3 separate regions of the Mus musculus genome follow, and all the other regions are linked to region 2. Evidence: chromatin loops called from intact Hi-C (ENCODE). Cell type or tissue: gastrocnemius. All regions are shown on one strand.

The links. Hi-C counts contacts between places; a loop is a spot of excess contacts. Peaks named below come from ENCODE experiments on the same cell type or tissue, not always from the same donor. Only the 100,000 strongest peaks of a DNase experiment are listed, where the experiment ranks them.
Region 1: it touches region 2 in a loop (2.2-fold over the local background); 5 of 42 quality-filtered maps call a loop at or near these places.
Region 3: a loop joins it to region 2, with 8 times the contacts of the local background. A loop is called at or near these places in 7 of 42 quality-filtered maps.

The regions. Positions count from the first base shown.
Region 1 is chr10:39,682,690-39,687,689 of GRCm38, reverse strand. All of the region lies in intron 1 of E130307A14Rik (RIKEN cDNA E130307A14 gene), which reads left to right. Among named protein-coding and RNA genes, the nearest start is that of E130307A14Rik, 47 kb to the left of the region's middle. In gastrocnemius, no CTCF peak of the experiment used is centred here; DNase peaks (open chromatin) are centred at 744 and 2,967; H3K27ac peaks cover 990 bases.
Region 2 is chr10:39,730,391-39,735,390 of GRCm38, reverse strand. Rev3l (REV3 like, DNA directed polymerase zeta catalytic subunit) reads right to left here and starts at 3,231. Exons shown (of 32, transcript NM_011264.3): 1 at 2,778-3,231. The coding sequence starts at 2,916. It overlaps E130307A14Rik (RIKEN cDNA E130307A14 gene), which reads left to right and starts at 3,384. Exons shown (of 3, transcript NR_038037.1): 1 at 3,384-3,653. In gastrocnemius, CTCF peaks have their summits at 2,297 and 4,001; DNase peaks (open chromatin) are centred at 2,329, 2,847, 3,419 and 3,861; H3K4me3 peaks cover 4,074 bases; H3K27ac peaks cover 3,887 bases.
Region 3 is chr10:39,610,564-39,615,563 of GRCm38, reverse strand. Traf3ip2 (TRAF3 interacting protein 2) reads right to left here and starts at 2,630. Exons shown (of 9, transcript NM_134000.3): 1 at 2,218-2,630. It overlaps Gm16364 (predicted gene 16364), which reads left to right and starts at 1,882. Exons shown (of 6, transcript NR_152259.1): 1 at 1,882-2,080. In gastrocnemius, no CTCF peak of the experiment used is centred here; DNase peaks (open chromatin) are centred at 755 and 2,103; H3K4me3 peaks cover 4,832 bases; H3K27ac peaks cover 4,921 bases.

The DNA.
Region 1 (5,000 bases), 48 kb after region 2:
CAGTAAATCTCCCATTTTCTTATGGTAAGTGATAGTAGCAGGAAAAAGTTTTGAATTGTCACACACCCTTACTGAATTCTGTCTCTCTTATTTGATTTTAGGAAAATTTCGAAATCTTTATGAGCCTGCTTTTAACCTGTTAAGCAAGTCAGTAACCATCACTGTCTTCCTCCACTCCCCACCCCCGATATTTTAGAAGAGCTTTTTTTTTTTCTTTTCTGGTCATAAATGCTCTCTGCCCTCAAGTAGCTGAAGACTTCATTTTGGTGTATCATGTATCCTGAAGAAAACACAGCTGGGCAGTGGTGGCGCACGCCTTTAATCCCAGCACTTGGGAGGCAGAGGCAGGCAGATTTCTGAGTTCAAGGCCAGCCTGGTCTGCAAAGTGAGTTCCAGGACAGCCAGGGCTACACAGAGAAACCCTGTCTCAAAACAAACAAACAAATAAATTAAATACAAAGGAGTGGAGTTGGCTTGTTCCTGCACCCTCCTCTGGTTAGCATTTTGCATCCTAAAACTAACCATCTTATGAGAACAAAATGAGCTGTGTGAAGATCATGTTTCATTTTGCTAGAAAAGGAAGGTCTATGTCCCCCTCATTTCTCAGCACCTGTGCCCTGTCTGAGGCAGATATATTTGAGCAGCTGTAGCAGCCTATGTCATCTGCTCCCCATGAATACACCAGTCCGCCCCGCCCACACTCTCCTCCAGCTTGTTCAGTTCTCTTTTCTGGATGGCTCACTGCCCTCTTCTGCCCAGTCCTCCTCATGGGTGCCCGCTCCTCCTCATGGGTGCCTGATTCTCCTCATGGGTGGCTGCTCCTTCTCATGGGTGCCTGCTCCGCCTTGTGGGTGCCTGCTGCAGTCTCAGGTTAGCCCAATAACGTCTTCCTTCCTTTTACCATTCTTTGTTTTAAATTTAAAAAGTGCTAGTGAAACATTTGATTTTAAGGTGGAGGGGGACAGAAAAAAAGAACCTATCTTAGATTATCAGGTGCTTTCCACGGCTTGCTCAGGTTCTGCTTGTGTTTGGTGGCATTCTCTATCTTGTGAATCTAATCTAAAGCTTTAATTTTACATTTGCATAGAGAGGCTACATGATTGCAGCCACGAGGGAAGGCCTCCATAGAGTTACCTTGAAAGAGGTGATGGAGTCTTCCTATGCAGAACACCATCCCAGAGGCTTCCTATAGCTCCCCATAGTGTCAGGGGACTTGCCACTCCCAACTCAGTGTGCAAACCAGTAGTTACGGACTTATTAAAAACAAACTAACTAACAAAAAACATGGTGGAGCAGAAACTTCTAGCTAAGGTCGGTTATAGAAGACACTGAAGGATAAAGTACCTTTTCACAGTATGTTAATGGAATTTATGTCCCACAGTTTTTAAGGAAGAACCTGTTCACATGGACTATTTCCTATAGTGTTGCTTGATTTTTGTTCATTTTGAAAATGAGGTTGCGCCGGGCAGTGGTGGTGCACACCTTTAATCCCAGCACTTGGGAGGCAGAGGCAGGCGGATTTCTGAGTTCCGGGCCAGCCTGGTCTTCAGAGTGAGTTCTAGGACAGCCAGGGCTACACAGAGAAACCCTGTCTCAAAAAAAAAAGAAAGAAAGAAAGAAAAGGAAAAGAAAAGAAAAGAAAAGAAAAGAAAAGAAAAGAAAAGAAAGAAAATGAGGTTGCTGCATAAGCCTGGTGACCAGAGTTCTAGAGGCCCATGTAAAAGATGAAAGGAGAGAGTTGCTCCATAAAGCTGTCCTATGAGCTACACACACACACACACACACACACACACACACACACAAATACTAGTAGTAAAGCTTTTAAAAATAGGAGACTATTCTATTGTTTTAAAGCAGACATGTTTTTAGACTTTAGGTAATATATAAACACTAATTTTTTTTTCTTTTCTTTTTTTTTTTTTTTTTTTTTGGTTTTTGAGACAGGGTTTCTCTGTGTAGCCCTGGCTGTCCTGGAACTCACTCTGTAGACCAGGCTGGCCTCGAACTCAGAAATCTGCCTGCCTCTGCCTCCCAAGTGCTGGGATTAAAGGCATGCACCACCATGCCCGGCTCTAAACACTAATTTTAAACCAAGTACTACTTAATATATTTGATTTAAAACATACTATAGGCACCAAGCATATAAAGTAAGTATAAAAAACTGTAAATTTAAAAAATATTTAAAAAAAACAAAAAAAAACCCTGTAAATTTTATTTTATTCTGTTGGCAACAGAATAATCTGCCTTACAAAACCAAGTAAATCGTCTCTTATCATTGTTCTTCAAAAACATTTTGTTATTTGCAAGTCTAAATTACACCTGCCAAAACTGCAAATAATATTTTTCATTTTCATTGGCTGCATTCTCCCTTCACTTCCTCTGTGTCTTTAGACAAATGGAACTAGTATTTCTGCAACAGTTTCACAAGAAATAAAAGAAAGGAAAAGAAAGACTCTCCATGCCTTGAGGGTGTGAAAGGATAGATGTTAGCATCCACTGTCTCTCAGACCAAGTGTCTCTAGTAAGACATTTGGTGTATTTCTGTGCCTAACTGCCCATTTTCTCTCAAACTAAGTTTCACTGCCTAGCAGAAAACATATTAATATATCATGTGGGAATTCATTAAATGGCTTTCTTAAATATCACAGTATATAATAAATGTATCTTTGCATAGAATGTAGAAGTAACTTGCTTGGAATGCTAATTAAGTTGAACTGAAAGCACAAGCTTAATGAGGACTAAATAAGAAAACAGAGCAGTTGTGCCTCGGCTGGCCCCGGCCGGCCGACTGTGAAGCTTGGTGAATGAGGTGGGGTCTCCAGGAGGAATGGAACTTGTAAGATAAACATATGGAAAGGCTGCTGGGTCTTAGCAGCTGCATAACTCCAAGGCAGGACTTTTCCACAGCAGATTTCACCCCTCAGAGGCTGGCACCCTGGGGAGGGGCAGGCTCAACAGTCCCAGCCTAGGAACTGGCTCTGATACCAGTGAAGGAGTTAGCAACCATAGGGTAAATGGGCTTGCAGCCAGAGAGGGAAGGTCAAGGGAGCAAAAATGGAGGATAATCTTCCTTCTGCCACGCCCTTTAATCTTTGCTGCTACCGGAAGGTGCTATTCACACATCAATTAGGGCAGCCGGGACAGATCTTAGTTAGGATAAGGTTCCTACTCAGATGATTCTAACTTGTGGCAAGATGTCATAGAAGGAACAGTGCCCTATGGAGAATCCCAAGGGAACTAACTGCCACTGTCTCTGTTTTATCACTACACTCATTTATCAACACAGCTCAAGGTTTTCTTCTGTAGAAAAATAAACTGTGTATCTTTTGATTCTTACGTTCCCTCTCCAACTTCCACAGAATAACCCCTCCAACAATCTTGCACGTATCTGAAGACCATCACCTTATCTTAGAACTGCCCTGCCAGTGAAGCTTCACTAACAAAGATGCTTTCAGAATCAGGATCTTTGTCCATGCGAGGCGTTCAGCACTGGGATGTTCTCATCCCTAGAGTACACAGGATGGAGTCCTTCTCAATGCCTTTTTCAATGGGTCACTACAGCAGAAAGGAGGGAGTCTTAGGCTTGGGACGCAGGGAAGAGTCTTAAGACTTAATTTAAGAGCCAGGCGGTGGTGTTGCACACCTTTAATCCCAGCACTTGGAGGCCAGCCTGGTCTACAAAGTGAGTTCCAGGACAGCCAGGACTATATGGAGAAACTCTGTCTCAAAAAAAGAAAACAAACAAACAAACAAACCAAACAAACAAACAAACAAACAAGACTTAATTTAAACTTGGTTGCAGCAAATGCCAGAGCTATTAACATTTCATCTGCTCCAATACATTTCATCTGCTCCAATAAACCAAGACAAAAGTTTTGATTCCTGTCCTTAACATTTAGGTGAGCCTATGATTTTAAGTGTGAGCTTTGAGTTCATTCTCCTGCCAATTTTGCCACTGGCCAGTTCTGTGTCCTTGGGCAATCCTCCCACTGACTCAGAGCTTCCTATACAAAGACACATGTGATGTTCATACCAGTGAAGATACATGCCTCTTCTCTGGGCTCCCTTCTCAACTCCCAGCACGCTCATCCAGATTAGCCTCTGACTGCCATTGCACCTTATGTGCCATTGAAACACTGGGTGTGGTTTTGATCACCTGAGGCTTTTGTTAGTCTGCCTGTGAAATACTAGGTTTTGAAGGCTCGACTCAGTCTTAGTCTATACTTGGTATGGATACTTCCTGGAAACATTATTTTTAAAGGCGCAAAAAGAAGAGGTAAGAAATTAGAATGATCAAGTAAGACTAAATTGTCTAAATAGCCCCACAGCTAAACCTCTATAGTCCTCTAGTCTTAAGTGCTTAGATTCCTAAGCAATTTCAGAGTTTCAGAAATTCTGTATGAAGAGGCTGAGTTTTTAAGTGGTTATATCAGAACAAGGAAAATGTAAATATATATTCATATATGTTATAATTTTAGGACTGGAATTTAGAATTCACTTAACGAGCTAAGCTTTATTTTACAAACGAGGAAACTGAGGCAAAATTAAATTATCTGCCCAAACTCCTTCACTTGGATCATCTTACAAGCTTTGAACTCTCTGGACCCTCAACCTGAATCTTGTCTTTTGAAAGAGTAGCTACAGATGTGGCTATAGATAAGAGTGTCAAGCACTGCCTCTGCTGGGCAAGTTGTATCTACTTACACATTTCTGGCTATCCATCAAACTTCAGGAAACAAACATCTCCGAGAAAATTAATACAAACCTGCCTCATCTTCTTCCAGAATGTCAGAGCGTGCTACAGTTCTACATTAAATTACTCCTTTAGGGAGTTGGCTATATAGATTGTAGTCATATAAATGTCTAGTCCCAGACTGGGACTTCAGACTCAGTGTTAGGGTGTTAAGCCATGAGTAGTGCTACCCTAAGACCAACTTCTTGGCAAGTAGCCTTGAGGTACAGCTGTAAGGTGACCCAGTACAAGGCCAAGGGCCAGAGCT
Region 2 (5,000 bases):
ACTTTCTTCTGCTGATATTGGATCTACTTTGAATAGCAAATTCTGTTTAAGAAAAAAAAATCTTTTCTCCAAATCAAAGAATTACGGACTTCCAAAGTTAACACCTACAAGGTGAGGACTTACAGGTGTTACAAATGTCCATTAACATAGTTTACACATTAGTAATATGTCTGAATTTTGTAATAGTAAATTTGTTTTCATTAAAAAATTCTAGCATTCAAATTGTGTTTGGTTAGTTGGTTTGGTTTTTCAAGACAGGGTTTCTCTGTGTAGTCCTGGGTCTCCAGAACTAGCTAAGTAGGCCGGACTAGCCTTGAACTCAGAGATCCACCTGCCTTGGCCACCAGGGACAGATGATAGGCATTCAGCGCCACACCCACCAAACACTGATTTTTAATAAAATATTCTGGCCGCTCTATTACATTATTTCCAAGTTTTAAATCTACATGGCCTGGACTAGTTTTCTTTGGGAAGAGAATTTAAAGCAGAAAATTCTGCAGGGTAGTTTTCATTGAGTCTGGATTAATATTAACTCTACTGGGGGGCGGTCTATGACATTAAAAATGCTTGATTTATAAAAACTGGAGACTTTAAGTGTGTGCCAAGGACTTCAATTTTTTTTTCTCACATTGAGGAAACAAGATTTGTTTTATACTATGTAAGGAATTATTTTATTGTTTTCCTCTGACCTCAGCACCAAGGTATCTCACAAGCACTATTACCATATATTAATGAACCAATTACTGAGGTCTAAACTGACATTTACATCCATCTATGTGTCATGCTTGAAACAGAAACTTTTGCTTTAACCTGTGAATTATACCTTCAACCTTATACTCCTTAGCAACCTGATACTCCTTAGCAACATGATACTCCTTAGCAACGTGATGATTGCTTTTGCCTGTATCACAAGTACTTATTTTTTCTTCATTTATAGTATACATTTCCAAGTACACCACAAAAAACACAGAGGGTTTCTCTTTTTAATTGGAGGCTGGCGACCTATTGTAAGATATTCAAGAAGAAGAGATAAATATTTCTTATGAAATAGTTCACATTCCAACATTCAGAAACACAAGTGTCTACACCAGTCTATTTGTAAAAGATACTCTTTCACAGAATCGGCTAATAGCAAGTGAAATTCATGCAATCGCACAAACAAAAGCTTTCCTACATAATAGTTTTAAAATCACTCACGTATACCTATTGAGTGAGTGTAGCAGGAAAACCTATAACTCGACCACCATACAAACTGGACCACCACAACAATATCCTATTAGCATGTTGCTCTACAACTTGAAAATCAACTTCACTATCATCCTCTGCAGCTGAAAGGAGAACAGGCAGTGTATTACCCTGAGATTCCAAATCAAAACAAAGACAGCAGCACAGCATTTAAAAAGGTAGAAAACCTATCCTCCAGAACATTATAATGCCTCTGATTTTCCAGTCTTCCACGTCTCAAATGCTATACTTTCTACCAACTGTTACCAGCATTCCGGTTCTCGATCTTCCAAGGTTCACAGCATCAAACTCTACTTGAAAAAGGAGTCTTTTACCCAGCCTTATTTATGTCATTGGCATTGTTAACAAAGAGAATTCACATTAAAAGGTAGTAGCTTAGAACGAGTGTCTGTATTTTGGGAAATGGTATTGTCTTGGTAGTCCACAGAAGCTGACTGTAGTAATAAAGATGAATGGCGACGAAGGCAAAGAGCATCAAGTGGGAAATGCCGTCTGAAACCCCATAGGGCTATACCTTGGTAAGAATCGTCTTCCAGAATACGGCTTTACCATTTCATCTTAACAGTTTAAAGCATGTAAAAAGACGCAAAACTGAAAGATAAAAACGCAAAACCTTGTATATCTGGCCCCTAACCTATTTATATTATAAACCCAAAGAGTGTTCCAGAACATAGCTTGTCATTTCCCCCCCCCACCATTTCTTCAAAATGGCTTTTTTTTTTTTAATCTATTTTTAAAATGCAACCCTGCAACCCAGCCTAGAGGAATTTTAAAATGCCTATGCTGCTGAGCTTGGCTGTGTTTCCTAACGAATCCACCCCCATTAGGTGTAGTATTTTATGTTGGGCGACACAAACACGTAGTTCCTATTTCCATGGATGCACATTTCCTGAAAGCATTGCACCTGAGGATGCCGCTCTGTCCCTGTCGAGGCATTAAACTCTAAGCAGTCACGACCTGCACTCACAGAAGAGCCACATGGTCACTTCAATGAGAAAAATTATCTGGCCCCGGGCGCCACTTTCTACAGCCACAGCATCTCCGGCAGGGGCAGAGGAGAGCGAGGGTGAACAGAGGCAACCGGGAGCGACGGACAACACGCCTGACACTTCGCCTCTGCCCTCAAAGCCTTTTCTCGAACGGGGCACTAGGGACACGTAGCGAGTGGCCGGGGTCTCCGCCGGGGACCGACCTCTAAGGACCCGCGAACTCGTCCTTGGGGACGAGGCGCAGCCACCCGACCCACCGAGGCAGGGGCTCCAGCCTGCTCGCCGCTCGCAAAGGAGAGACCGGGCGCCCGCCGCCTCTCTGCCGCGGAGGGGGGCGCAGCGCTCACGCGAGCCCACATTTTTTTTTCTTTTGCGCCTCCTGTCACGCGCGCGAGAGAGAAGGCGAGCAAAGCCGAGAACAGGGCAGACTCCGCAGCGACCCTGTAGAGGGCCGCCGGCGGCGGCGTGCGCGCGAGTGCGCGGAGGGAGGGCAGCCCCGACGACCCGGCGCCCGCGCTCCCGCTCCCGCCCGCTCCCGCTTACCTGCCGGGGTCGCCCCGAAGACTCGTACCACCGGCACCTTCTTGACAGGGAGCTGGGTGAGCGGGGATTGGCAGGTATCCAGCCCCGGCAGCGGGCTGGCCATGTAGTAGTCGGCAGTCACTATCCGCACAGAAAACATGTTCGCCGCCGCCGCCACCGCCACCGCCTCCCCTCCACTCAGCGACCTGGCAGCAGCGGCGGCGGCGGGCTCCGCAGAGGCGCCTCCTCCCCTTCCTCCTCGGTTCGGCTTTTCCCCCCCGCCCCTCGCACGGACGCCGGGACGAGCGGCAGCGGCGGCGGCGCGCGGAGGCTGCGGAGGCTGTGTGCTGCCGCCGCCTCCTCAGACGCTCCGGGCGAGAGGCAGCGGGAGAGAAGCCCTCGCGCGTTCGTCGGGTCGGGTGGTACCGCTGCTGCTGCCGCCACGGCCGCCGCCGCCGGGAATCACACGGGCTCCTCGGTCCCAGGCTGCAGCTCTTGTTGCCATGATGATGATGTCACGGACGCAACCACTGGGGGAGGGGAGGAGGGGTGTGTGTGTGCGCGCGCGCGAGCGGCGACGGGGGGGGGGGAGGAGGCGGGCGGGCGCGCGCCCGGGGTGGGAGGGGACGAGGAGGGGGTTCTCCCCCGCTCGGAGCGCGCGGCTGGGGAAGAAGCTGGCGGGAAGCCGGGCCGCGCGCCGAGGAATCGATGATTCGGCCTGTGGGCCGGGTCACTGCGGCGGGGCCCGGGGAGCGCCGATAGCATGGATAGGCTCAGAGGGGCGCAGGGTTTTGGCGGCTTCCCGAGTTCCCCTCGCCGACCGCCATGTCACATCTTACGGAAGAGGCGGGGGCTGCCGCGGAGAGGATATTTTTTGTTTTGTTTTGTTTTCACAAGGTAAGGGAAGCCGCCAGCGGGAGAAGGGAGGCGCGGCACAGACCTCGGGCGGCCCTGGCCGAGCGGGAGGGTGGGAAGGAGGGAGGGCGGGCCGGGCGGGCGAGCGAGCGGGCGGGCGGAGCGTTGGACGTGCCGGCCCTTCTCAGGTAACGCGGCGGCGGAGCTGGAGCCCGGGCCAGCTCGAGGGGCGGGGGCGCGCGGGCCTCGGCCTATAAAAGGGCCGCCCTGGCGCTCGCTCCCTCCTCCGCCCTCCCCTCCCCCCAGCTCCGGGCGAGCCTCGCGCCCCGCCTCGCCCGCCTCCTCTTCTGCGGTGCTGCAGTGACTGCGCCCGGCCACTTAAGGAGATTTATTCACGCGCGGCCCTGCCCAGCTTTGCCCAAGCTGGGCAGATACACCGACAGCACAGGGATTTCCCACCGTCGTGGTTTTCTCCACCCCCCCACTCCCCCACCGCCTGCCCCTCTCGCACTAGGACAACCACTGTGGGTTCCCCCGCGCAGGCTACACACACACACCCCACACACACACGCGGCACGAGCGAGAACACGGAAAGACTTGTTTGCTCCACTCACCTCCCTCCCTCCACTCCTCTCGCGGCTGCTCGGAGAGCCCCGAGAGCCTTTCAGAGAAAATGTTGGCAAAAGGGAAAGGCTCCTAAAAGTCGGCGTGTTTTCATTCACTCTTAGTGCAAGATTTTACTACGGGTTGACACAGAAGAAAAAGGGGGTGGGGTAAGACATAAAATAAAAACCAACTTTATTTGGAGCTAGAAAGGAGATGAAGTGGCACAGTTAGGGATTGGGGGGTGCGGGGGCAACAGATGCTGCTGGTGAGGATGTTAAATTAGAACCTATGGATTTTGTCTGGCTTGGTCACTAATACTGGGCGTGACCTCGGACAAATAATTTGATTTTTTTAGGCCTCGTTTTTCACAGGTGAGTCGTCGCCGCCGCCCCCCCCCCCAATTCCGCCCCAACAAAAAGATTAAAGTAATAGGAAGCAGAAACTACAGTTTTCAGCTTTGAAATTTGCCACTGAAATTAGGACACTTGACAGTCATTATCCATCCAAAGTAGAGTTCATTCTGTCCCACTTAAAAAATTATACAGGTGCATTTTACTGCTTGTTATATTGCCTTGTATCTGGAGTGGGGTGAGAGCTCCTTGTTCACAGTCAATTGTGGATTTTCACATAAAATCAAAAGGCTTAAAGGGACACATTGCAGAACGCAGCGTTCCATACTAACAAATGTTAATATGAATTTATGCTTAGGGTGATTTGAGACTAATCAATACAGTAAATTTGCCTCAAGAGCATCATAAGAAGTGGCAAGACTAGGATGTAACC
Region 3 (5,000 bases), 120 kb after region 2:
GATTTAATTTAGACAAACTACGCCACCGTAATCTATCTTGCTGATGCCTGAAAATAGGGCTTTCTCCTCTTAATTTTCAGTGTATTTGAAAGTCACTAATCCCTTCATTCAGGGACGTGCAGGCTCGAACACTGTGTGTCTTCGGGCCCTCTGAGAATCACTAAGCTAAGAAACTCTCTTGTCCCACAGTATCCTGCAACGTTGTCTGACCCTCCCTCCTGCTTAAGGCGGCCCCACAAAGTGAACCTGTCAGAATGGCTGCATCATTTGCCCCCTAACGCTTGTCCTGTGTGGAATGACTGGGGAGAGCAGCACCACATTAAGAGTGGCTGTGGTGGCACTTCTACCATCAAAGTGCTGCTACCCCACTTTCAGATGATAACACTTCAGGATTTGAAATAAGAATCAGGAACTCACCACAAGCAAACGTGCCCTTATTCCAGAATACAGAGAAATGAGGCTATAGACCAGAGCCTGGATTCCCTACAGAGAATTTAGCAATACCCAAAGCTCCTGGAACTGTATTGACAGTAAGTAGTTGCTCAAAAGAAACAATAATAACGTTTCTTAAAGCAGTGGTTTGGAAAAGGTTAAGAACCCAGCGTATCTGCCAGCTGGTGATGACTCTAATCATAGTCACCAGCCTTACATGGTGCTGGGTGGTTGCTCTGTTCCCTTTCCCCTCCTCCCATTAAAGGCCCACACACGGACTGCTGGGGCCTGGAGTGCCTTCCGATCCAGCTCCTGGCCTCTGCAGCAGGATCGTCTGCCAGCTCTGGAGCCTGCCTTGACTCTCAGTAAACACATGGGACATGAGCTAAATTCAAGAAATCCCATTTCCCCCTGCGTGGTTAAAGCCAGAAATGATGGCTGGATTCTAGGCTGCTCTCCTGCAGAGCTGCAGCTGCTACCCCACCCCCACCTCACCACCACCCCACCACCCCAACACCCCAACACCCCACCACCCCACCACCCCACCACAGGCTGCCTGCCCTGACAGCTGCTTGACCTTCACCCTGGAAAGCAGATGAGGGAAACTGAGAAAAAAAAAAAAAAAACTTTTTTTCAAAGTTTACGTGCAAGATTGAGTGCCTCTACAGCATCTGATGACATGCCAGGTTCTGGGGGCTGGAAAAATAGAAGCAAAGGCCTTCCTAATGCACTAGTAGCAGGGGTAAAATATATATGTGTAGTAATCAGTAAACAAAACAAGTTTTAGAGACCACCCATTATGGTAGTACCCTTCTGGGACTACCCTGGCCTTGGTTTCTTAGAAAAGAATTTAGACATAATCATGTTAGTGTGTGAGTGCACACATATGTATACACACACACACACACACACACACACACACACACACTTTGTGGATGAAGAAATCCAGGCATCTGGGAGCCAAAGAGAATTGCCTAAGAGATGCACCCACACCAAAGTGGAGGGAGAACTTGGAAGCACGTTTTCTGCTTTTTTCAATTACTAATTTGGTTTCTTTCCACGACACCCTTAGAAAAAGTCTCTAGTCTAAGAGGCCACTGTGAACTAGGAAGTCACAGAGAAGGCAGCTTCCAAGATCCAGTGTTTCTTCTCTGGCCTCCCCAGCACCATCCAGACCCAGCAAACCACTGGCTAAAGGAAATGGAGGCCTGGGGGGGGGGGGAATGTGGGGGGGGGGCGGCGAGCACTTTCTGACCCAAGAATGTGAGGCTGGTATTTTCCCCCAGCATAAAATAGAGAAAAACTGGGAGTTGGCCTTCCCGCAGTCCCTGACGTGTCTTGGGCTGAAAGCCAAGTACTTAATCCTTTCTACCATGGCTCCCTCCTTGGAGAAACAGTTTTGATTCGTTTTTAAAGACAGGTTCTTGCTACGTCACCCAGGCTGGCCCTGAACTCACTGCGTACTTTGATTTCTTGATGGCTGACTATGAGTACTGAAAACTCCAACCCGGCAGCGTGTAGTGCTGTGTGCCTCTCCTTATAGAGTTAAACTCAGCCAGGCCTGCCCGAGAGAAACCCTAAACTGGCGCCACATTCCTGCTGGAACTCTGTCACAGTCTCAGCTCAAACTGGCCTCCAGATGGACAAGGTAAAGGTGGGGGCATGAGGGCGGAGGGCGGAGGGAAGTGAGATCAGGACCTTGTGGCAACAGAGAAGCCAGTGGACTGGAAAGCCGGCCAGTGGTTAAAGAGGTCAGAGCAGCCAGGCACCAGTGAGTTCACTTACCTAAGATCGCCACCGACAGACGGCCCAGGGGGTGGTCGCTGGCTCTGCTCACGGGGATCCACCTTGGGCCGCTCAGACCTCCCTCGCCCTCTCCAGTCCCAGGTAAGTGGTGGAGCAGGCTCTCGAGCAGGAAGTGGATGCTGTATGCAAATCTCTACGGAGAGGAAGCCTCTGCTCAGCCTCTCCCCGTGGGGCAGTGAATCAACCGCCAAGAAGTCACTTTATTTCTTAAAACAGAAACCTCTTGCGTTCACCAGAGAGAACCAGCAACCAATTAGGCTGCATCCTGCTTTTACCACCCAGATAAGAAACTGTGAGGAATGCCCCGGGCTTCTGGGTTACTGCAGCGCCTGAGAAGGTGTCTCCCGGAGACAGAACTTGCGGTCTTCACACTGCTTATTCTTGAGCAGCTTCAAACGAGCCTGGGCCTGATAATGGGAGGGAATATGAAGCAAGAACTTTTAACTGTGTTTTTTAACTCACCAAAACAGATTTGCTGCCTGTAACTATGGGGCAAAGGATTCACTGCCTACAGCCCTGTGCAGGACTGTATCACACACACACACACACACACACACACACACACACACACACACACACCTCTGACTTCTCATTTCACAATCTTTTGATTTGGGTTTTTGTTTGTTTTGCTTTTTTGTTTGTTTTTGTTTTCGAGACAGGGTTTCTCTGTGTAGCCCTGGCTGTCCTGGAACTCACTCTCTAGATCAGGCTGGCCTCGAACTCAGAAATCCCCCTGCCTCTGCCTCCTAACGCTGGGATTAAAGGCATGTGCCACCACTGCCTGGCTCTCATTTCACAATCTTAAGTTTATTTCTTTCTTTTCCCTTTGTTTATTCAGTACACTACAGAATTTATTGCACAGACAGGGATCCTGGAGGCAGAACAATGGCACCATGCTATGTGTGGGTAATATAAATCCAGGTTATTTCTAAAGCACTGGAGGGTGATGGGAGCCAGTCCGGGTGTGAACTCTCAGGCCACCAGCCAGCACTGATCGCAGCCACTGAACTTCCCCCCTCTACCATAGAAAGTGTCTCAGACTGAGCCAGTCCAGTCTCTCCACTCTTGCATAGGGAACATTGCCCAAAATGTCCTCAATCAGATTGCCCCAGGTCTGCCTAAGTATTACACTTAAAGTTGTACCACACATTATAAACAAAGGGAATGTGGCTTGTTTTTAAAACTTTATAATAAAGTGGTACACATTGTGGTGTGTTCTTACAATGAAGTACTACTTAGCTGTTAAAACAATGAAAATTTGTATTCATTTGTATTATTTGTACAAACATGGGAAGGTGGCTTTGAGAAATTATTTAATAAAACATTATTCTTGACAATATATATATATATATGTAGTGACAGAGAGAGAGAGGTGTCCCCAGCATGTAGGACACTGCTTATGACATTGTAGGCAGTCACTGTATACCTGTTGGATCATCACGTCAGAAATGGCTGTAGCTGAGCCTGGTAACACAGGCCTGATAGTCCCATATTTATTAGCTCAGCCTTGAACTTTCTGCCTCGAACATTATTATTAGATCTTAGGGGTTGGGGGAAAACAACACTCCTTGTGGAGTGGCTGAAACGAGGGTAATTGGGGAGGGGCAGCTGTCAGCATTGAAAGGAGAACAGGAAAGGAAGGCATGGAAGGGGTGGTAGAGGAGAGAAGATGAACTCATTTCTCATAGCTGTCCTTAAATGGGCTGAGATGAGCCTCAGAGTAGTTTCTGGAAACCTCTGCCTTTGGAACCCTTTCCATGAGGAGTCAGGACAGCCAGTCTCCACCCAATGAGAGCTGTGGCCTGGGGGAAAGGCAGCAAGCCTAAGGCTTGTCTGAGGTTGCTGGGCACCCCTCCTCTCTGAATCCATCCTGAGTTTGGGGAATGGGATAACAGCTCCTTGCTGAGAGCATCTGCTGGGCCCCTCCTGGAAAGCAGCCCAAGGATGTAAACTGTTTATAGAGAGTCTCCTGCGCCGAGAAACTTCTGTCTGCGCATGCCTGGCAAGCTTAGACTGAAAGGAATGACAGAGGCCATGCCTGAGGACTGGGACATCAACATCTCAGGTTCCCAGATGCTATCCACTGCTGTCTGGATGCTCGTGTGTAACCTCCAGGGAGCAGCTCTTTCCTGAGGACCTTTGCACACCTTTAACAACCTTTAACCTTTAACCTTTAACTTTCAAGCAGACCCGAGAGGTGCAGAAGCTGCCATTTGCGCTGTGCCTTCGAAGAACACAACACTCAAGAGACACCTGGTAGCTTCTAGAAGGGCACATAGCTAATTTGTGGAGCAGCCAGAGCTGTCTCGCTTGTAGTGTCTTTCCTCCCTCGGCTGCTTGGCTCTGGACTGTTTCCTACAAGTTTGAGTGCAGCTGAGGTACTTCCCTTTCTTTATACAATTCTTGACAACACTCAAGAGGGGAAGGAAGGAAGCAGTAAACAGGCATGGCCATGGCTGCCAGTCACTTGGGTCTGTGTTTACTGTGTTTACACATGGATCGCTGCTGTCAAAGTCAAAAGGAGCAGGTCGTGGTGTCAAGACATGGGCTAACCATCTCACGCTGAGTTAAAAAGTCCAGAAGTCATTCTGTAGACCAGGCTGGCCTTGAACTCAGAGATCCGCCTGCCTCTGCCTCTTAAGTGCTGGGAGTTCCAGGACAGCCAGGGCTACAGAGAAACCCTGTCTTGGAAAAAAAAAAAAAAACCAAAACCAAAACAAACAAACAAACAAAAAAATCCAGATGTAAAGGATTTATGTTTG